Regions from separate parts of the Homo sapiens genome. Here region 1 is linked to region 2. The links are chromatin loops, found by intact Hi-C in ENCODE. Cell type or tissue: right lobe of liver. All regions are shown on one strand. Links, peaks and the distances in the headings refer to the core of each region. The heading gives the core; the rest is flanking DNA. Region 1 holds the start of HSD17B2 (hydroxysteroid 17-beta dehydrogenase 2). Region 2 overlaps HSD17B2 (hydroxysteroid 17-beta dehydrogenase 2).

Region 1 (11,313 bases), core at 1,637-9,636, 57 kb before region 2:
ATAAATCATTGCGCACATCTTTGATTATTTTCAAATGGGCTCATTTTAATTAACCATGAACCATGAATTGCTATTTTGTGATAGCAATTCTGCTCATCGTTTCCTTTATGAACTAAAACTTTTCCTTCAGGCAAAAAAACAAAAAAAACAAAAAAACGAAGTTCCTGCAACATCTGGCTTATGATGTAATTTACTTTTGGTATTCAGCTGTGCTCCCAAATATTTAAATATCTTCTTTCTAATAGTCTCATCCTAGGTTTAATATCCCTTCTGGAGATACAGATACAAGTGTGTTTCCTTCTGTGAACCTTGGCCATGACTATCTGTGCCAAAGTTGTATATCAGTTGCCTTCAGCTTCTATTTCTCAAGTTGTAAGACCAAAGAAGAAAGGACAGAAACCAGAAAGAATTAGACTGCAGGAATTTTTGTTGGGACCAAAAAGACGCTTGTGATAATTGCTGCCATGGAAAACTGTGACATGACAGACCATTTACACAGACTGTCCTTATAGCCAATAAAAGTTAGGTATTATTATCTGCAGTATTGGTGAGCAGGTAGTGGCTCAGAGCAGAGAGAGCAGGGCTCATTGTCAATTAAGTAGCAGAGTTGGAATTCTAACCCAGGTCGTTCTAACTCAAAGCCACCATGTTGTACATCAGTGGGGCTCCCATACCTTTGAACTTTGAATGCTGGTTAAGATTTCTTACCAAAACTGTGGAAGTCATGTAGGCTTGCCAACTTTTAATTTTGCCAAGTAAGGGCATCAAACAGCAACAACCGTTAAGTGTGATCACCTACCACAGTGGTCTCATATACAAAAAGCTATTTTAATGCCTGAAAGAGGAGGAAGGCTATCATCTCTGAAGTCAGTCCCTTCAGTGAGGTGAATTTTCTTACGGAAATTCAATATGTTGTCCTTCCTGCTGATGTCCTCTCACCATGGACCAGGGAAAGTGAGCACTCTCTCCAGACGCCATCTAAGAACCACTTCAGGAGGTCACGCTATCATCACTGCCCTGACAGAGGGTTGCTCTGGCTTGGCTGACCAATGTGGAAGGGGTTGCAAGGACTCCCCTCTGCTGTTGAAAGGGGCTGGAAAAACATTCAGCCTAGTAATAGAGGGGCATCCATTCTATGAGCTCCCCCTGTTCAGGGTAGAATTCTCACACTCTGTTCCTTTCCAAGAATGAGGAAAGGAAGTGGAGATGGTGGATGTAAAATTTAAGAAATTTAGGAGGGAGAATAAGAAAAGAGGGAGAGAGAGAGAGAGAGAGAGGGAGGAAGAGAGACACAGAGAGAGAAAGAGAAAGAGAGAGAGAAAAATACTGGGACACATGGGCAGAAATATTTTTATACATGTGGATCTCTTAATGTATTTAGGAGAAGTAAAGTTGTGTAGACAGAGAGTCCTTGTCAGTATCCAAGCGAGTAAATCGAGACAGAGTTCAGGGATCTTTCAATCTGTGTTTTACTAACAGAATTCACTGATTCACTGTGTATGGAACACAAAGGCATGCAGGAGCGTGCCTTACTCGTCACGCACACGCAAGCCTCAAGGGCAAGGAGGGGTCTGTATCTCTAATTATTGGTCCGGAATAAACATTTAGCAAATAATTGATGAATCAGGGAGTGGACTAAAAGCCAATCATCAGGTAAATCTATTAATGTTTAATTTCAGTGGATTGCCTCACCCTACCCTTATTGCTTCATTTTTTGATTTATAGTCATAAGCGGCAGATAAAGGCAAAGTTGGCTAGGGAGCAGTCTCCACAAATAGAAACCCATAGGAAGAGTAAAGAACATGCAAGTCAGGGTAATTTCTGACCCATCAGTCGGGAGGAGGTTCCTGAAGTCAAGTGTTATTGAATGAGAAATCTGGACCAGACACTGTACTTGACATTTGACCAGCATTTATCTCACATGACCTTCCTAAGAACACAATGAGGGAGACACTATTAATACTATCCCCAGTTTACAGACTGCAGAGCCCAAGGAGATGCTTAGCAGCTGGGCTTGAGAGCTGTAATGGAGCAAGGAGGGAACCCACATCGGCCTTCAACAGCCTTCCTCTGGTCCAGCAGCTGTGAGCAGGCCTACTTGTTGGAAGTGGACTGACTGGTTGACTCGCTGGCAGTGCATGTGCACAAACACATACACACGTGCACACACAGACACCTACACACAGATACAGAGAGATACACATACACATCTACATATATACACACATGCAAACACACATATATACCCACACAGATACAGAGATACATGTATATATCTACATATATACACACAAGCACACACATACCTACACACAGATACAGAGAGATACACATACACATCTAGGTATATACACACATGCACATACATACGTATACCTACCCTCAGATACAAAGAGATGCATGTACACAGCTAAATATACACACACATGCACACACATACCTACACACAGATACAGAGAGATACACATTTATGTATATACACACATGCATACACACATATATACCTACACATAGATACAGAGGTATATATATATATATATACACACATTCACGTCTACATATATACACATGTACATACACACATATACCTACACACAGATACAGAGATGTACACATCTATATATATATATACACACATGCACATACACACATATACTTACACACAGATACAGAGATGTACCCATCTATATATATACACACATGCACATACACACATATACCTACACACAGATACAGAGATGTACCCATCTACATATATACACACATACACATATACACATATACCTACCCACAGATACAGAGATGTACACATCTATATATACATAGACACATGGACATACACACATGTACCTAAGCACAGAGAGATACATGTACACATCTACATGTATATTCACATACACACATATACCTACACACAGAGATATACACATCTACTTATGTACACATATGCACACACATACATATACTGACACAGATACAGAGATAGACACTTCTACTTATGCATACACACTTGCACATACATACACATATATTCACTCAAAGACACACACGAATATACAGATATACCTGCACACATGCACATCCACGCACCTATGCATGTGTGCACTTGTACAACACCCTTACACATATCTACACATGCATGTGCACACACACATATACACACACATGAATGGAGACACCCCCACACGCTTCCCACATCCGCCCCATACCCCATACGTACACTCACAGACACAGACACACAACTCTACACACATGTGTACATAAACATACATGTACGCATGTACACACATACACGAATACCCACATACCTACATATGGATATACGTACCCTCACTTACACACACACAGACACAGGCACACCTACACACACGTACACCTGTGCACAAGCACACACATACAGGTTTATACACATATACATGCCCCCAGAAAGACAGATACACACACACACACACACACACACACACACACACACACACCACTCTGCAAATAGCCTGGTTACATACCAAGTTGTGATGTGAATTTCCATCTGACCTCACACTGAGGCATTTGTCACAATTCATAAACCAATACTGATACATTAGTATTTTTATTTTTATTATTTTATTTTATTTTATTATTTTTTGAGATGGGGTGTCGCTCTGTCACCCAGGCTGGAGTGCAGTGGTGCGATCTCGGCTCACTGCAAGCTCCGCCTCCCAGGTTCATGCCATTCTCCTGCCTCAGCTTCCCGAGTAGCTGGGACTATAGGCGCCCGCCACCACGCCTGGCTAATTTTTTGTAATTTTAGTGGAGATGTGGTTTCACCATGTTAGCTAGGATGATCTCGATCTCCTGATCTCGTGATATGCCCACCTCGGCCTCCCAAAGTGCTGGGATTACAGGCATGAGCCACTGTGCCCGGCCAATACATTATTATTAACTGAAGTCTATACTGTATTCAGATTTCCTTGGTTTTTACCTCATGTCTCTTTTCTGTCTCAGGTTTCCACATTACATTTAGTCGTCACGTCTCCTTGGGCTTCTTTTTGCTGTGACTGTTTCTCAGAATTTCCTTGTTTTTTGATGGCCTTGACCCAATACTTGCTGGGTATTTCATAGAATGTTCTGCAATGATAAAGTTGCCTTTTTTTTTTTAAATCACATCATACTATCAACATGATTTGCCATTGTTGGTGCTGACCCTCACTACCTGGGTAGTGTTCGTCTGGTTTCTACGTGGTAACGTTGCTCTGTTTCTCTGTTTTCATGCTGCACTCTGGAAGAAAGTTACCATGTGTAGTTCACACTTAATGGGGAGTTACACTCCAAGTCCTTGAGGTAAGGAGTATTTATGTCCATTATTTATAATTCTTCAGCATGTGAGATTTGTCTCTTCTCATCCACCTAGCTGATAATGTATTTATATCACTATGGAGGAATGGGTATTTATTTATATTTTGGATAATTTCTCCTCATGTGTATGATATTTTACTATAAAAAGTTAAAAGTGACGCAGAAACTATAAAAACGAATTTTATTTGATAACAAACACCGTGGTAGTCAAGAATAGGGCACTTTTGTTAAAAGAGCAAATAAGTCTTTGGACACATAAGCAAAAATAAAGCTTCAAGGATAGGGGAGGTGATAATCTTACTCTATTCTATGTTCTTTGCACTGTACTGAAAATATTGTGCCCAGTTCTGGGCCTAATCTTTCAGGGGAGATGTAAGTAATTGGATGCCATTCTGAGAAGTGGCTGCAGATCCCTGAAACCCTATACAAAAAAAAAAAAAAATGAGATCTGACTTACTTGGAATTTATGATAATTGAGGAGTTTAGACATCTTTACCACGTATTATTTCAAAGATAGAAAAAAGGCATGGTCCAGCCCCAAGTTCTGGCTATCTTCTCCTAGTCTCCCCACTCCTGCCCACTGTATAAAATAGATAAATATGTAATACATGATATTTGCGCAATCACAAACACTCCAAACATTAGTTATCACCCTAATGCTCAAAAAGCAACAAACGAACAAAAAACTCGTATTACCAACAAGATCTCTGTGATGTCCCTGAGATGATCTGTTATGGCTGGTACCACCCTGTCCATGTCCTGAACTTTGGGTCACTATGACATCAACACACAGTCATTCTCTGCTTGGCAAATCATGCCGTCATTATGTTACCCTCATCATAGGAAAATGTTCTTCAATTATTGTAACAATGTGATTTTAAAAATGTTTGAGCTCTGAAATATCTTTCAAATATCTGAAAGAAATAGAACAAGACATCCTCTGACTCCACGTGGAGTGGGAAGACAAACGTCAAGATGAATTTGACCTAGAGGAGAATGTTCTAATATCCCGAGCCATCTTGAATGGGAAAATCAGCCTTCAGAGGAAGTGAAGTGCCTGTTCTCAGAGATGTTCTGGCAATAGACAAGATGACCACTTGGTGGGGATGTTACAGAGGGAATTCCCATTTTAGATGGGAAGTTCCTTCTTCAAGTTCTCTTCTAAACTCAACATCCACCAATTCTAAGAAAGTGTACATTGGAGGATTCTCAGCATTTTTTTTTCCCCAGCATTTTTTGCCCAGCAATTTTTTTTGGGGGGGCGGCAATCCTTTCTTTTGGGTAGGATGTTTTGTTTTCAGATGGCATTTTCCAAAAGGCCCCTCTGCTGGCAGGAGGAAATGACACATTGACCCACTGGCGTCATTAGCAAGAATGAGTTGGTCCAATTGGCTCCTTTTCCCTGGAAGGCTGAGAGCAAGCCTGCAAGCAAGGGGACACTGGCCAAGCCATGATGGCCTCGAGAATAGCTTCACGACAAAATGGTGGGGACAAACAAGGGACACGATTTAGCTCAATAGGATGCAGGAAATCTTCATTCAGCGGTAGCTCTGAGATGGACTGACCCTGAGGTTGGGATGAGGACATTCAGGGCTTAGAAAGGATTGGGCTAGTTCTCACCTGGGGATTCTGCAATTCCATATATTCCCCAACTGGTAAATAGCCTTCCTTTCCACCACCGTGCACCCCCACTAGTCTCTGCTCCTGCAGCAGGCCTCCTGGAAGCACTGCGTCCTCAACTCTGCAAGGCCAGGAACCGGGTCTATATTGTTCACTACTGAATTCCTCCATGGCTGGTGCAGAACTGGCCACCTAGAAGACTCTCAATAGAGATGTGATTCTTCCTATATTTTTCCAACAAATATTAATTATGTACATGTGATGTGCCAGGCACTGGACTGTGCACGTGGTGAACAGTAAAGGAAAAACAATAAACAGATAAGGTTCCTGCCCTCATGAAGTTTATGGTCTAGTAGGGGAGACAGAAAACGTTCTTAAACTGATCAAAGTAAATATATAATTGTGGATTGAGCTAAGCGCAACAAAGGCAATGAATAAAGCGTGCTGATAGGAGATACTCAGATTGGGTGACAGGAGGTGATGTTTAAGCAGATATCTGAAGGATGACAAAGGAAACAGCCGAGTGCTGAACTGAAAGAAGAAATAAATGAGTGAGGAGGTAGCTGTCAAGAACCTCTCTCTCTGCTCAGAGGAAAAAGGCTAAGAGGCAGTGGGTACTCTCAACAATGAGAAAAGTGCCTACCATCCATGAGTGCCTGTAAGTGCCAGGGACGATGCAAGAATGGTGTCATTCACTTTTCAAAACAGCCCTTGGAAGAAAGACTCCTCCTACCGCCAATTTACAGAAGAGGAAACTGAGGCTTAGGAAGGGCAGGTAACTTGCCCAGTGCCTCACAGCTAAGCCAGGATTCGAACTCAATTTAGAAGTCTGTGAGACCCGAAAGCTCATGTTCTTAATACTGTTCAGCCCCTTCACCATCAGGGCTCAGGGAGTATCCTTCATGGGACTTCTGTGTGGCCTGAGGGTGGCTTTTGCTCATAGATTTTACCCTCCCCTTGGGAGCCCCAGGACAGAGTAGGTCTGGGAACTCGCAAGGGCTGCCTCCAGGAGAAAAGCCACCTCTCTCAAGTGGGCGTGCACTTGGCAGGAAGCCTGCGCAGGTGTTTGGCTCAGCCCAAATGTGGGAGCCACTGACCAAATGCCAAGACTCTCAGCGAAGAGCCATAGCTAGTCCTGTCTCCCCACCTGGAAGCTGTTTTTCGAACGGAGCTAACTGCCAGGATGCTCTGGGCTGGTGAGGCCACAAGGATTGTGAGAGGTGCCCTGTGGCTCAGATGGCACCCAGGAAGGAATTGGGGTCTGTTGAGGGAGGGAGAGTTCAGGGCTAGCCAAAGGCAATTCCAGATCCCTGCCCCTAAGCTTCCTGGCCTGGAGCTGGTAACGTCTCCCTGACTCAAATGTCCATGTGGCTGGGAGGGCAGACAACAGTTGCCATCACTCCACGCAGACCCTCATAACTGCCTTGTTGTCCAACCCCACAGTCCCACAGCACAGTAATGGTTCACAAGACACTGCTTCCCACCCCTTCTCCCTTGGGTCTTGAGTTGGCTTTGAGCCCAGGTGGGCTCTGCCTCACCTCCCTTTACAGGGGATACGCTGCTGGGTCCCTTCCTTCCCGAGTCCTGCCTCCCCAACATCATCCACAAAAGGCATCCTCTCCCTTCCTCCTCCTGCCCCTCATTTAACTCCAGCACGTGTTTTGAGACAAGTCTATACTCCACTGGACACTTTGTTTTACACGACTTCCTCTTATTCTTCATTCTCCTCCTGTTTAAAAAACATGAATCACTAGCATTTATGAGGTTCCTTCTACTGTTCCAGGCAGGATATGATATTATTTTATAGCCAAAGGGATGAAGATCTAGGGAGGTGAAGTGACCCTCCCAAGACTATGTAATTAATAAGTAGTGGAGTTAAGATTAGATTTGAATAGAGGGAAACTGACCTCAAATAGAGAATGTTTCTCTCTAGCTATGCCAAAGTCCAGCCTTTATCACAACCTTGCCTCCCTCCAGCCAGGCATGTGGCCCACATGGGGCACGCCCTGAGCCCAGGTGCGGTGACCCCTCTCTGGCTTAGCACGGTTAGGTGGTGCTGTAGTTGCAGAGTGCTGGCTTTTAAGCCGCTTGTGAGTAAGGGATTTATTTTTTCCCAGCCTCAGTTTTTCTCTCTGTAAACTGACCATAATAATAACACCCACCTCAAACAGTTTTATAAGGTTGAAATGGGGTGAAAGTAGGAAAGATCTAGCACATAATGCACTAATTTTTTTTTTTTTTTTTGCCTAAAGCAGGCAGTGGAATAGAATGCTTAGGGGCATACAGCTCTGAGATCAGGCTGCAAGACTCCACTGCTGTGTGATCTTGACTAAGTCTCTTACCCTCTCTGTGTCCTGGTTTCCTCACCTGTAAAATTACTATAATACTAGAATCAACTTCATAAGGATATTGTATTCAAGGAGGATGAGAGGAGTCCCAGTGAATGGAGGCTGGCATAGAATAGGCTTACAATAAAGAGAAAGAACAAATAAGCAGCTATACACAGCCTCTGCCACAAAAAACTACCAATAGATATTAGCCGCTATTAGTTAATTGTCATTATTATCTCTCCCTGGCATGTTTCCACTCAGGCAAGACCAAAGCACTTTCCTCTACCAAGGAATATCTTCCTCTACTTTCATATCCCTCTCCATCCAACCCTTCAGCCTGCCTCAGTTGGGATTTGTAGGAGTCCTGAAGCTATGGACCAGATCAGAGGTGCCTTCCCTTCCAGAATCTATTTTCCAAACTTCATCGATTGCCTATATTTATATGCATGCATGCACACACACGCACACACACACACACACTCTCACTCACTCCCGAGTCAGAAAAAGGACTCAGCACCCAGACATACTGCAGGCTCTTGAAGAAGACAGTATTTTCCTGTGAGCTAGAGGATCTTCCTGTTATTCTCCATGCAGTTCAAATTCTGTCAATTATTATCCAGTTAGTCATCGCTCCAGAGGTGGACTGTCATTAAAAAAAAATAGAAGGTGTGTGTTTGTGGGTGAGTATGTGCATGTGTTGTGTATGCAGGGGGTGGGGAGGGGCGAGAGCGGTCAAATAGGAAGTGCCTTGGTATTTATGTTGAAGTGCACACTGGTTTAAATTACCCACTGGGAATATGATTATGCTTAATCTATGCTCAGTTGAAAGGGGCTGGGGCTGCTTTCTCCCCTCCCTTCTTGACTCTCTGTTCACAGAACTCAGGCTGCCTCCAGCCAGCCTTTGCCCGCTAGACTCACTGGCCCTGAGCACTTGAAGGTGCAGCAAGTCACTGAGAATGAGCACTTTCTTCTCGGACACAGCATGGATCTGCCTGGCTGTCCCCACAGTACTATGTGGGACAGTATTTTGCAAATACAAGAAGAGCTCAGGGCAGCTGTGGAGCTGGATGGTCTGCCTGGCAGGCCTCTGTGCAGTCTGCCTGCTCATCCTGTCCCCTTTTTGGGGCTTGATCCTCTTCTCGGTGTCATGCTTCCTCATGTATACTTACTTATCTGGCCAAGAATTGTTACCTGTGGATCAGAAGGCAGTCCTGGTGACAGGTAAGCAGACGGTGCTACAATTTTCACTGAGGGTATGATCTGAAACTTGCTTTGCCTTAGCAGGACTTTGTCAAATCTGGCTTAAAAATAAAATACTTGGCATGGAGTAAATGAAAGCCCTCACCCAAGTATTTTTCATGACACTGTTTTCGTTCCGTTTTTTCCAGGAGGTGCATTTGAAGGGGCTGGTAGTGGGAGGGAAGGAGAGGATGAAGTGCACCCAGACAATGATTTTGTTAAAATTTCCCAGGAATAAATATTAATAGGCAAAATGGCAATATTTCATGTGTTCTATTGTACCCAGGAATGTCCCATAGATTGTTTTTTAGGCTTAAATGGACTTTTGTTCTGACATCATTGTTTGGCCAGGTTCTCCACCTGGACTCTTCTTCCCTAGGTATGCAAGAACGCTTACAAGCCAAGTTCTACTTGTCCCTTGCTGTTTTGAAATATTGAAGGGATTCACTTACCTGGGCTGGAGACTTTGCAGTTTGCTTGGCTGCTGTCAAGAACCTTGTGTCCTGTCTGAACTGTTCCTCATTAGACCTCTAATGTTTCTTAATTGGACCAACTTGGCATCGTGTCCAACATTCAGTTGCCTGTTAGCTGAGCTGCCAGTTTTTCCCTTGTTTGTGTGTGTGTGTGTGTGTGTGTGTGTGTGTGTGTGTGTGTGTTTCCCCATTGCAAGTGTGAGGCCAAATTAAATTTCTTTGAGTTGTAAAATTTTTGCTTGGTTATGGAGTTTAAGCTTGGATAGGGCTGTAATTAGGATTATCCAGCGTTATCCTAACCCAGAAAGCCCTACCAAATAAAAAAAAAATCAGCTGTGGAATCATTTGGGGGAGATCATCACCCCTCTGACCATGATCCTCAGGGTGAAGGCAAGAATGGCATGGGGATGTGGTTGGGAGAAAATCTGGGGCTTGACAATTTGCAGAGAAACAGACTTTGTTTTTGGGTTAAAGTAAAATGCTTTCTTGAAACAAAATGCAAATTGGTGCTTGTTGGGGTTAGACAAGCCACAGAAAAGAAGCTTCTTTAAATTAATTTTTGAAAGTTTAGAGGGAGAAAATTCAGTCAATGGGATGTTTATCTGCAAGAATGTCTGATATCACCTGGAATCATGTATCTGGGAGTCTGGCTGGATTTTCCACTTTTTTATTAGAATTCTCAAATGGCTTATCGGTGAAATTTGTAAGAGAGTCTCAATTTTCCTGTTCTGTGTCCTGTTCTGTTATGAAACCTTAGGATGAGCTCAGGCAAACCACAGGGTAGCTGAGAAAATGGGAATCCCTTCTTGCTTGTTTATTTTGTCAACATTCTTTATCCTCTGCATTTCAAGATGCAGGTGTTAATTAATGCTCACAAAATATGCACCCAACTCAGTGAGCCCACATCAGCCACTGAAAGGTGCCGTGCATTTAGTGTTGAGTGAGGATGATTGAATCAATTAGGCAACTCAAGCTCAAGGACTAATCCCTGCATGAAATGCTTATGGCAATGAAGAAAGCTTAGAATTAAGATGAGCACTACATATATTTAAGGATGACTGAAATGTCACTTTCACGTTCTTTGTTATTTTCAAGTTCTCTGTCATTTTTATGAGGAATGCTATGTGCTCATATCATCCTAGACAAGGCCTCAAGACCTTTGTATGAAATCGAGAAATTTAAAATGAATTCATTTTGTTAGACCACAACTCTTTAAAGAATGAAGAAGCCACGCTGAGTTTGGAATAACCTTTGTTCCAGATTGGCTTATGATAACATAGATTAGCACGCATTGTGGTGGGGCAGGACCAAAGAAAAAT
Region 2 (11,313 bases), core at 2,084-10,083:
CCTGTAAGCTAGAACTTGAACTTGAACTTTAGTTTCATGTTCTGACTCACCAAGCCACCTCCTTCCCTGGTGACTCAGTGTAAACATATGTTACCACCACATCAAACACTAAGTCAAAGGGTCTCAGATGCTCTTCCCAGTGGTACCTTATTGACCATTTTTTGCTTTCTACTAGCTCCACTGTTAGATGCTTGTTCCAGCCCAACTCCCATTCTTGTGTGGAAATAAAGTCAACATAACCCATGTCTTCTAAATACACTCCTACGGGTGGGAAGTTCCAGGAGTGGGATGGGGAGAAACATTACTTCTTTAAGTTCTTCTCTAAGAAATGCAATCTAGAGTCAACCATGTCCTTCCCTCCGGTGTCCTTCCCTCCTACATCTTCCATCCCTAAAGAAAGGAACATGAAAGGGAAAGAGTAAAAGACATCATGTAGGAATACAGGTAAGAATCTTCTAGGATGCCAGGCAAGCAGAATGAAGACAGACTGCCCGGGTTTTAATCCGGTCTCTACCAATGACAACTGCGTGACCTTGGGAACAGTTCTGAACCTCTGAGTTGCAGCCTCCTCATTATAAGATAAGGATAATAGTAATTGCTTCTTCTGGGGTCCATGGAGAGATGAGATGAAATAACACATGTTTAAGCATCAGTCTTGTGCTTGGCATGCAGTGAATGGTCCAGTAGCATTAGCGACCCAAAAACCATCCCACCATGAGGATCTGGGGCAGCAGCTGACAGTCTGTATGCTTGCAGCTTCTTAATCTGCCAGCTGCTGGTATCACCACCTCTGACTGTGACACCGAATTACCCTTCATCCTCTGCCCCGTCACTTACTAGCTCCTGAGGAGATGACCCCAACAGGTAACTCCTTCCAGATTTGACCATGTCTACTACAGGAGACTTTTCCCCATTGTAATAACATGTTGATTATCCCTCCCACATAAATAGCATAGCTCTTTAACCCAAATCCCAGCAAGGCAGTTGGATAAATATTTAACCAAGTATCAGAGGCATGGGAGGCAACTCTGATGGTACAAAGAGCAGTTGGAAAATCTTTCTCTTTGAGGCCTAAAGTCGCCAGTTTTGCTCTTCAGAAATGTTCGCATAAACACTTGTGTGCAATTGCATGCTATGCTCAAAAACAAGCCCTGCTAAAATGACCCAGGCCTCAGAGATTTTGTGTCATTGTGGCTTAAATCTTGCTCTTCGGTTACTAGCTGGGTGACCTGGGTCAGGTCACCTTACTTGTCATGTCTCTATCTTCAAATGAGGGTCATGTAGCACCTGAGTCCAGGGCAATATTTCTCAACCTTGGCACTACTGGCATTTTGGTGGGGAGAATTCTTTCTGTAAGGGCACTGTCCTGTGCATTACGGGGTGTTTAACAGCATATGTGTCCTTGACCCACTAGATAATAGTAGCACCCACCCCTAATTGTGACACGTCTTCAGATATTTCCCATGATCTTTGGGGTGCAAAATCACCCCCAGTTGAAAACCTCTGATCTTGGCTGCAGATTTAAATGAACCATGGGTTTTGAGTGCTTAGCACAGTTACTGGTATATAGGAAATATCCAAGTAAAAGGGACCTCTCAACGGAGAGAGAGTAATCACAGTTGCCTGCCACATCAAACTGTTCTTTTTATTATTATTTTTTTTATTTTTTTACCTAGAATTAGAGGAAGTGGAAAACAATTCTAATTGTACAAAGGACAGTTGGAAAATTGTTCTGTTTGAGGCCCAAAACCTTTCTCGGGCCAGTTTTCCTCCAGAAATCGCAGAGTAAACACCTGTGTATAATTGCATGCTATGCTTGAATAAGAAGAGTTGAAGATAAACCCCTCTAAAACAGGTCTCCCTCTGGTGCCCAGGTTGGAGTGCAGTGGCACGATAGTAGCTCTCTATAACCTTGAACTCTTGGGCTCAAGCGATCCTCCCACTTCAGTCTCCTGAGTAGCTGGGAATACAGGCACATGCCATCACATCTGCTAATTTATTTTTGCCATGGGGTCTCACTTTGTTGCCTAGGACGGTCTTGAACTCCTGGCCTCAAACAATCCTCTTGTCTTGGCCTCCCAATGTATTGGGATCATAGGCATGAGCTACTGAGGCCGTCCCAAGCTATTTAAAATACTTCAGAATTACTTTATACCAAAGCAAGCAATCTTAGAGATTCTTACAAGTCTACAAATTAAAAGATCTAGAAGAGTTCACAGTTTCAGCCTTGAGTTCTGTCTCAGTCCAGACTGTGGGATCATTCCTGGACTTTTCCTTGCTGAGCCAGCTGCCTTAAAAGAATCATTTGGCAAGTCATTCAGCCAGTCTCTCAGCTGCTCAGTGGCAAGATGGGAAGCCTAGGCTGAGATTTTCTTCCCTGACACTCTTTAGGGAGATTGTGGGACAAGGGGGAAAGTGGGTAGAGCAAGACTGAGTGAACCTCCTCATGCTGGGTTGTGTGAGAGATTTACATGCCTATAGTCAATTCATTCTAACATCCACAGAATGCAGATATTAATTAATTTTCTAGATCAAGCACTCTGTAACCCAAGTTTGTGTAACTGGTAAGTGATAAAGTCAGGATATGAACCGGGATCTGTTTTACTCCAAGTACTATGTGCTTTCTACTTTTCCAGGCTGTTAAGCAAGAACATGTCAGACAAGGAGGGGCATAAAAAAAAAAACCCTAACTCTGTTCTGTTTAAATGGTAATCAGGAAGTGTTGGCAATTTAGGGCTGTCTCTTACTCCATTGCTTCTCAACACTGACATATGTGGGTATCACTTGGAGATCTTGCTAAAAGGCAGAATCTGACTGGGTTGGTCTGGGTGGAGCCTAAGATTCTGCATGTCTATAACTAGTTCCTGAGTGATGTTGGCGGTACTAATCCCCGGACCACATTTTCAAGCTTGAGATGCATCAGAATCACCGGAGGGCTTCTAAATACACAATTGCTAGAAATCAAAACCTCAATAAGATAACATACCCCCTAAAATGGCCGTAATGAAAAACCACCATAATATAATATACACCCTAAGATGGCTATAATAAAAAAAAAACACACAGAAAAAACACATGTTGGTGAGAATGTGGAGAAATTGGAACCCTCTTATACTACTGGTAGAAATATAAAATGGTTCAGCAGATGTGGAAAACATTTGGCAGTTCCCCAGTAAGTTAAACTTAGAATTACTGTGTGACCTAGCAATTCTACTCCTGGGTGTATATGTAAGAGATAGAAAAGAGGTGTTCAAACAAAAACTCACTCATACATAGATGGGCATAGCAACATTATTCACAATAGCCAAAGGTAGAAACAACTTAAGAATACATAAAAGGATCACTGGCTAAATAAAATGTGGCATATCCATATAAAGGAATATTTTTCAGCTTTACAAAGAGTGAAGTACTGATACACGCTACAACATGAATGAACCTTGAAAACATGATGCTAAGTACACATACGGTGGGGAGAGAGAGGGTCTTCACAATTCTTTTGTAAGCTTCAGAATGGTAACTTCAAGTCCCTTATTTTTAGCCTACTGTCAACAATATATCACAATGTAAAGGAAATAAAATGACCACCAGAATAATCAACAAAGTGAATGCTGAATTTATTCCCCTGCCAGGTAAGGGAACACAGCCCAGGGAACAAATTGACTGAATAGTTCACAGAGGCATTCGGGGGAATATGACTTAGAAGAGGGGATGATTTTTCGTGCCTATGCTAAGTAAGGATAGAAAGGGTGCAGTCTACGTCTAGGAAGAGTGGAAAGAGTCCATAGTTCTGTACATTATTGATTAAGGCAGGTCTTGTTGTTGACTACGTATGTCAGTCTGCTCAGACTGTCACAATAAAATATCACAAATCGTGTGGCCTAAACAACACAAATTTATTTTCTCACAGTTATGCAGTTTAGAAGTCCCAGATCAGCATGCCAGCATGGTTGGTTTTCTGGTGAGGGCTCTCTTCCTGGTTTACAGACAACTACCTTCTTGCTGTGTCCTCACATAGCCCTTCCTTGGTGCATGTTCAAGGAGAGAGTGTGAGGTGTCTGGTGTTTCTTCTTATAAGGACACTAATTCTGTTGGATCAAGGGCCTCATCTTTCTGATCTCATTTAACTTTACTTTTTTAGAGTCCTCATTTCCAAATACAGCTATCTTGAGGATTAGGGCTTTGAGATAGGAATTTTTGGGAAACACAAACATTAAGTCCATAACAAGGTGTGTTCTCTTAAGTTACCTAATGTTAGGTTATTCAAAGTGTCTGAGTAATGCAAGAGGAATAAGTTACATAGATCTGCTATACAACATTGTGCCAATAGTTAACAAAGCTGTATAGCACACTTAAAAAATATGTTAAAAAAGTAGAATTCACATTAAGTGTTTTTACCTTGAGAAAATTAAAAGTTAAATTAAAAAATTAGAGGCTGTAACTGGACAGACAATGAAGGGTTACATAACGTCAAAAAGCCTTAAGACACAGCGGCTCTTAATCAGCAACTTTGGACACCTATATTTATCTCATCTTACGTCATCTTAAACATTAACGGCAAGATTGGATGGATGAGGTTGAACCATACAATACTGCCATTTCATAGGTAAGACATGGTCTAATATTGGCAGTTCTTGCAGGGTTCAAATTAATGCAAAAGACAAATGAGTCTTAAATGTTTGATTCAAAGCATGCTTTTTGTTTAGATTGTCAATGTGGTATATGATCTACTGTCAACAAACTTCATATGTCATGTCTTAGTCTGTTTTGTGTTGCTATAACAGAATACTGCAGACTGGGTAATTTATAATGAACAGAAATTGATTGGCTCTTGGTTCTAGAGGCTGGAAAGTCCAAGATCAAAGGGGTGGCATCTTGTGAGGGTCTTCTTGCTGTGCTGTTCCACAGCAGAAGGTGGAAGGGCAAGAGAGAGGGAGAAAGAGAAAGAGAGCGAAAGGGGGCCAAAATCCCCTTTTTATGACGACCCCACTCTCAAGATAATGGCATTAATCCATTCACCCCATCCTCAACGCCTAATCACCTCTTGGTGCACCCCACCTCCTAACACTGTTTCATTGGGGATTAAGTTTCAACATACGCTTTTGGAGGGACACATTCAAACCACAGCGCTTACCCATAAGGCAGTGCATTATCACAAAAGCTCATGTGCACAAATATGTGACAAAACTCTAATGTTCAAGGTTTAATATTCAAAAGATTACTTGAATAAGTATTAAGTGCAGATTCTGATTCAGTGGGTCCAGGGTGGCTCTTAGTAATCCACATAGTAAACAACGGCTGCTGGAGATTCTGAAGCAGGTGCACTTATTACTCTAAGAAACCGTGAACATATGGAGCCTTTTGGGCTATTGAGATATTATTTTGAAAAGCCTGAGTAGCACTAATGGTAGAAAGCCCTTATATGGAGCTACTTTGTGCCAGGCACTATTCTAATATATTATTAATTTAACTTTCGCAACGATCCTATGATGCATGGACCATCATTATTAATTTACAGATAAAAAGGCAGAGACCAAATATAAAGTGACTATCCTGCTAACAGGTGGCTAATCAATGGCAGAGCTAGGATTTGAATGCAGTCAGTGTTGGCTCCTCTGCTAACCTGTTTGTCTTCTATCTGACCAACCTTCAACATCTATAAAGGTCATGGAGAAGTGAGAACTCTGGCTAACCCCACGAACTGGGATTGCCACACAGCCCATGCTGTGATTTTGAACAAGTTGCTGTAACTTCTTTGGCCTCCCTTATTAGTAATAGAAAGGAGTTGGATTTCAAACGCTAAGATTTCATGAAACTATAAATCACTTACATAAAAATCCGCTGGCCATCTGTGGCAAGATTAACCAGTTTAATGAGAGTCTGCTTGATGCCAGACATCGTGTTAAAATTATATCAGTTAAGCCTTGGGACCTTTTGTGTTTAAGTGACAGGGCCAAACCCCAAGTTAGCTTACACCAAAAATGGAAGAGGAATTTACTAGCTCTTCAATTGTCTGAGAGACAATAAATTACTAGCTCACCAATTGTCTGAGAGAAAGAATAAATAAGCTCACTGGTGTCTCTTCTTAAAAGGGCACTAATCCCTCTCATCATGAAGGCTCCACCCTCAGGACTTAATTACCTTCCAAAGGCCCCATCTCCAAATACCATCACACTAGGGGTTAGGGCTTCAAAATACGAATTTTGATGGGGGTGGGCACAATGTTCATAGCACCCCCACCCTTCAGGTAACCACTGATCTGTTTTACTAGAGATTAATTTGCATTTGTTGAACTTTACATGAAGGGAATTATACCAAAGAGTACATACCCTTTTGTGTTTGGCTCTCTCACTGCCCATAATTGTTTTGAGACATCCATATTGTTACATGTATCAAGTTCATTCCCTTTTATGGCTGAGTTGTGTTCCATCATATGGCTGGACTACAGTTTGCTTATCCATTCACCCAGTGGATGCTTCTTTCACTTGGGAAATCTTTGCCAAGCCTGGGAGCCCTGTTGTTATGGGTCTAGTCTTCGTGTGAGACTTCATGAGGCACTGTGAGCCCTACTGTCTTTGCTCCTTCATAACATCAGTGTCTTCCTGCTGAAGACCACCAGGAATGCACCTCAATTCATATTCTGGGGCTGCTGTCACAAATCACCACAAACGGAGTGGCTTAAAACATCAGAAATTTTTTCTTTCGTAGTTCTGGAGGCCAGATGTCTAAACCAAGTGTTAGCAGGGCTGTGCTCCTTCTCGAGGCTCTGGGAAAGAATCTGTCCTTGCCCCTTTCAGCTATTGGTGGCCCTAGGTGTGCCTTGGCTTGGGCAACATAACCCAAATCTCTGCTTCCATCTTCATGTGGCCTTCTCCCTTGTGCCTTCTCTTTTTCTGTCTCTGATAAGGACACCCATCATTAATTAGATTTAGGGCCCATCCTAATCCAGGATGGCCTTTCCTAGAGATCCTTGCCTCAGTGACATCTTCAGAGACTCTTATTCCAAGTGGATCACTCCCTTTCTTGGCTTCCTTTGATCTTGCCTTCCATTACTTCCTTATAGCTGGTCCAGTGACAAACTCAGTTTAAGGCTCAATCTCACCAGCTTCTAAGCTAAATATGATTTAGGTGGGAAACAGAGCATCTGCTCTAGCCCTAGAATAAGTCCTTTCTCACATCCTCTTAAAGAGATGCCCCACCATTTCCCAGGATGTATGTTATTCCTCGTTGCAACAAGTATTGAGCACAATCTGTTCGATTACAGGTGCTGTAGTGGGTTGAATAGTGGACCCTCCTCCCCACAAAAAGATATGTTTACCAGGAACCTCAGAAGGTATGTTGGTCAGGCTAGAAGATCAGGGCCTGGTCGGTAGGTGCTCTTCATCTTACCTAAACTACATTGTTTTTTTTTTTTTTTTTTTTTTTTTTTTTTTTTTGAGACGGAGTTTCACTCTTTCGAAAGGCTGGAGTGCAGTGGCGTGATCCCAGCTCACTACAACCTCTGCCCCCTGGGGTCCAAGCGATTCTTACGTCTCAGCCTCATGAGTAGCTGGGATTACAGGCATGCGCCACCACGCCTGGCTAATTTTTGTGTTTTTAGTAGAGACGGAGCTTCACCATGTTGGCCAGGTTGGTCTCAAACTCCTGACCTCAGGTGATCTGCCCACCTTGGCTTCCCACAGTGTTGGGATTACAGGCATAAGCCACTGCGGCCAGCCCTAAATTACATTTTGCTTAGGAGTTGGACAAGATTGAGCCTTCAACTTGGTTTGTCATCATACCAGCTGCAATAGGGGAGCCAAAGAAGGCAGAAGCAAATGAAGCTACACTGTGGGAATGAGCAAGAACATTGCTCACCTGGGCTCAGGGGGCCTTGCCTGCCTTTGTCTGCCCAAGTCACTGATACCAGTTCCTACATACAGTAGACACTGATTAAATATTTATTGGATGAACAAATGAACATTTCTAACTTTGCTTCTTTTTCTCCCATTATTCCCATAGGAGGGGCCCCAATGGAAAGGCTGGCATCTTATGGCTCATCAAAGGCGGCTGTGACCATGTTCTCATCAGTTATGAGACTGGAGCTTTCCAAGTGGGGAATTAAAGTTGCTTCCATCCAACCTGGAGGCTTCCTAACAAGTAGGTTTCTGAGCCCAAGAACCTGTGATGTTCATCCTGGAAGGAACCCCGAAGGTCCTCTTGGTCTGACAGAGCACACATTGAACCCCTCATTGTTGTCAAAGATGAGCACAGCCAGAGATCAGTTAAAGGGGTGAAAACAGGTTTGATTCAGTAACTGCTGACAGTAGGGGAAAGAGCTAAGCTCCATTCTGATTTGTGCGAAGGTGTTTTAAACATTTTAAAAGGAAAACCAGGGAGAGGGGAAAGCATGGCTCAGTAAGTCAGATTAGTGAAAAAGTACAAGGGTCCATCAGTGTCCATGCAGAGGGGCCAGCTGTGTCTGCCAGCTGGCAATTAAAGAAGTCCAGATTCTGTCTTCCCACAGAGACAGAGAAACAGAGGTCTGATCCTTGATGATTCAGTTCCAAAGGAATGGCTCTCAGATCCTGGAGAGAAATGCTTCTGCATTGCAAGAGCTATATATTTACAATTTAAAGTTCTTTTTTAGTAAGTATTTCAGGAAAGGGAAGTCAGGGACCTCTCAGGGATGTCTTGGATAGAACAAATAGTAAAATTTTCTGGCAAGGTTGAGCCTTCTTAGGCAGGCATTTTAGGGAGGGGCTGGTGTTATCCAAGGGACAGGGCCTTATGCTGCTAGAAACTGTGCTGGAGTTTCGTTAAGTCTCTTAGTGCAGGGGGTTGGGAAGGGGTTGTCATGCATCCAGAGCTCTCCAGCTCTCAGTGTCCACCCAGCAGGGCTTGGGTTGCATGGGCCTCTTCTAAGTGCCATGCTCTCCATGTATGGCTTCACCCCTGCTTCCTTTCACAAAGGAATTGCGTTGGCTTATAAGTCATCAGCAAGCAGAGGCCACACTGGGTTAGAACCCTGGTCCCCTGGTGCCTGCTCTGAGCGGGACCTTTCTGGGACACACACTCCCTCCCTCAATGGTAGAGTTGTATTTGGTCTGTGGGAACGCAGCTCAAAAATGGTCCCTAACTGACTCTCACCAATTTTGATTATTTTCATTGCCCCACCCAAACCTGTTTAACAATGTATAATCCATTAGTTTCATACTAGGTTTCTTTATTTGGCTTCAGAGCTTATTTTCATCTAAAAGTTTGAGCAGATAGTCAGAGTAACATTTATTAGTCTTTTGCTGCCATTGGCCAAGAAGGTTTCCTTCCCCAGCTTCTTTATATTTCAGAAACAATATTTTTCTCCTTCCCTCTGAAGAATATGACCCACCTCCCCTCCACCCCAAGAGGAGAAGGCCCTTCTCTCCACTCCCCTCCCTGCATATCTGAACTCTGGGAAGAGGCAGCCTACCCCAAGGCTCAGTCTTCAGTTCTGGGCCATCAAACATTTAACCGATGATTCAAGTGAAGATGTAAAAAGTATGTCTAATAAAAGACCACAGACTGGGAGGTATTGCTAAATGCACGAAAGAACAAACCCTAAAGGTTTGAATGTTATCCCAAATGCAAAAGATAAAATCTATACAGAAATATTGAAATTTTGGCTTGAAACACTTGATAGCTGAGAACCTCCTAAGGTTGCAGAGGGGGTGCAAGACTCAGAGAAAGGGACAGAGACCCAGAGAAAGGGATATGGGTCAACACGATGACAGGCAGGACCAGGGCGATAGAAATGCAGAGAAGATGAAGTCTTGAGATGGGTTTCCAACTTGGGGACTCCCTGGGTTGGGAGGAGAATTGAGGAGAGGAGATGGAGAAGAGACATGGGTCAGAGGTGAAGCCAAATGTGCTGGTTGGACTGAGAGACTGGGATACAAAGAGAGGGAAGCTGCTTGAGAGCTGGTACAAGAGGGAAATGGTGAATTTGATTTTGAATCTGGCAGGAGGATTGAGTGTTTGGTGACACAGCCCAAAGAGAATTCCAACACACAGATGTAAAATTCCATTTAGACGAGAGAGCAATCCTGCAGTTAGGTTATGATTTTGGAGATTCAGTATAATTGCTATGCATAATAGTTCTGGAGAGCTGTTCTCACCCACTTACCATACATTCTTTACTGATGTTGATCTTAATTTTTAAAATCGAGAAATATATAAACAGAAAAAAGCATTATACGCACAGGGTTCAACAAATTATTATAAATCCTCTTGTACTTAACACCCAGATCAAAAAATAAAACATTACCAACACCCAGAAGCCCCTATATGATCCTCTACCATCACAGCCCTCTCCAACCTCCCAATAGGTAATCACCTCTTACTTTTTGTAATGATCATTTATTTGCTTTTCTTTGTAGAGTCACATCCAGCCCACTTAATAGCATTTGACTTTAACTGCTTTTGCACTTTCAATGGAATCAATATGTATGTATCCTTTTGTGTCTGGCTTCTTTCACTCAATATTCTGATTAGACAATTTATCTGCACTGTGTGTAGCTGTAGTCCACTCATTTCATTGCTGTGCAGTATTCTGTGAATATGCCATGATTTTCTACTGTTGATGGGATGTTTGAGTCCCTTCTAGTTTGAACAAGTATGAACAATGCAGCTATGAACTTTCTGGTACATGTACTTTGGTTTTTGTGTGCTTGAATTTTCCCATGACACATGCTGCAGAGTGAAATTGTTACCAAAAAGGGCTCCTGATCCAGATTCCAAGAGAGGGTTTTTGGATCTTGTGTGAGAAAGAATTTGGGGTGAATCTGTAGAGTAAAGTGAAAGCAAGTTTATTAAGAAAGTAAAGGAATAAAAGAATGCCTACTTCTTAGGCAGAGCAGCAGCATGGACTGCTTGACTGAGTATACTTATAGTTACTTCTTGATTATATTCTAGACAAGGAGTGGATTATTCATGAGTTTTCTGGGAAAGTGGGAGGGATGGCCTGGAACTGTGGGTTCCTCCCCCTTTTAGACCATACAGAGCAACTTCTGGACATTGCCATGGCATTTATAAACTGTCCTGGTGCTGGTGGAAGTGTCTTTTAGCATGCTAATGCATTATAAGTAGCATATAATGAGCAGTGAGGATGACCAGAGGTCACTGTTGTTGCCATCTTGATTTTGGTGGGTTTTGGCTGGCTGCTTTACCACATCCTGTTTTATCAGCAGAGTTACTATGACTTGTATCTTGTGATACCAATCCTGCCAACCTCTTATCTAATCCTGTGATTAAGAATGCTTAACCTCCAGGGAATGCAGCCCAGCAGGTCTCATTCTCATT

Evidence for each region. Hi-C counts contacts between places; a loop is a spot of excess contacts. Peaks named below come from ENCODE experiments on the same cell type or tissue, not always from the same donor. Only the 100,000 strongest peaks of a DNase experiment are listed, where the experiment ranks them.
Region 1: a loop joins it to region 2, with 2.4 times the contacts of the local background. A loop is called at or near these places in 4 of 110 quality-filtered maps.

What each region holds. Positions count from the first base shown.
Region 1 is chr16:82,026,187-82,037,499 of GRCh38, forward strand. It overlaps HSD17B2 (hydroxysteroid 17-beta dehydrogenase 2), which reads left to right and starts at 9,067. Exons shown (of 5, transcript NM_002153.3): 1 at 9,067-9,503. The coding sequence starts at 9,239. In right lobe of liver, for the core only: CTCF peaks have their summits at 5,430 and 8,006; DNase peaks (open chromatin) are centred at 5,735, 7,965 and 9,005; H3K4me3 peaks cover 1,656 bases; H3K27ac peaks cover 4,864 bases.
Region 2 is chr16:82,082,904-82,094,216 of GRCh38, forward strand. It overlaps HSD17B2 (hydroxysteroid 17-beta dehydrogenase 2), which reads left to right. Exons shown (of 5, transcript NM_002153.3): 4 at 7,999-8,136. Among named protein-coding and RNA genes, the nearest start is that of HSD17B2-AS1, 22 kb to the left of the region's middle. In right lobe of liver, for the core only: no CTCF peak of the experiment used is centred there; a DNase peak (open chromatin) is centred at 5,688; H3K27ac peaks cover 2,971 bases.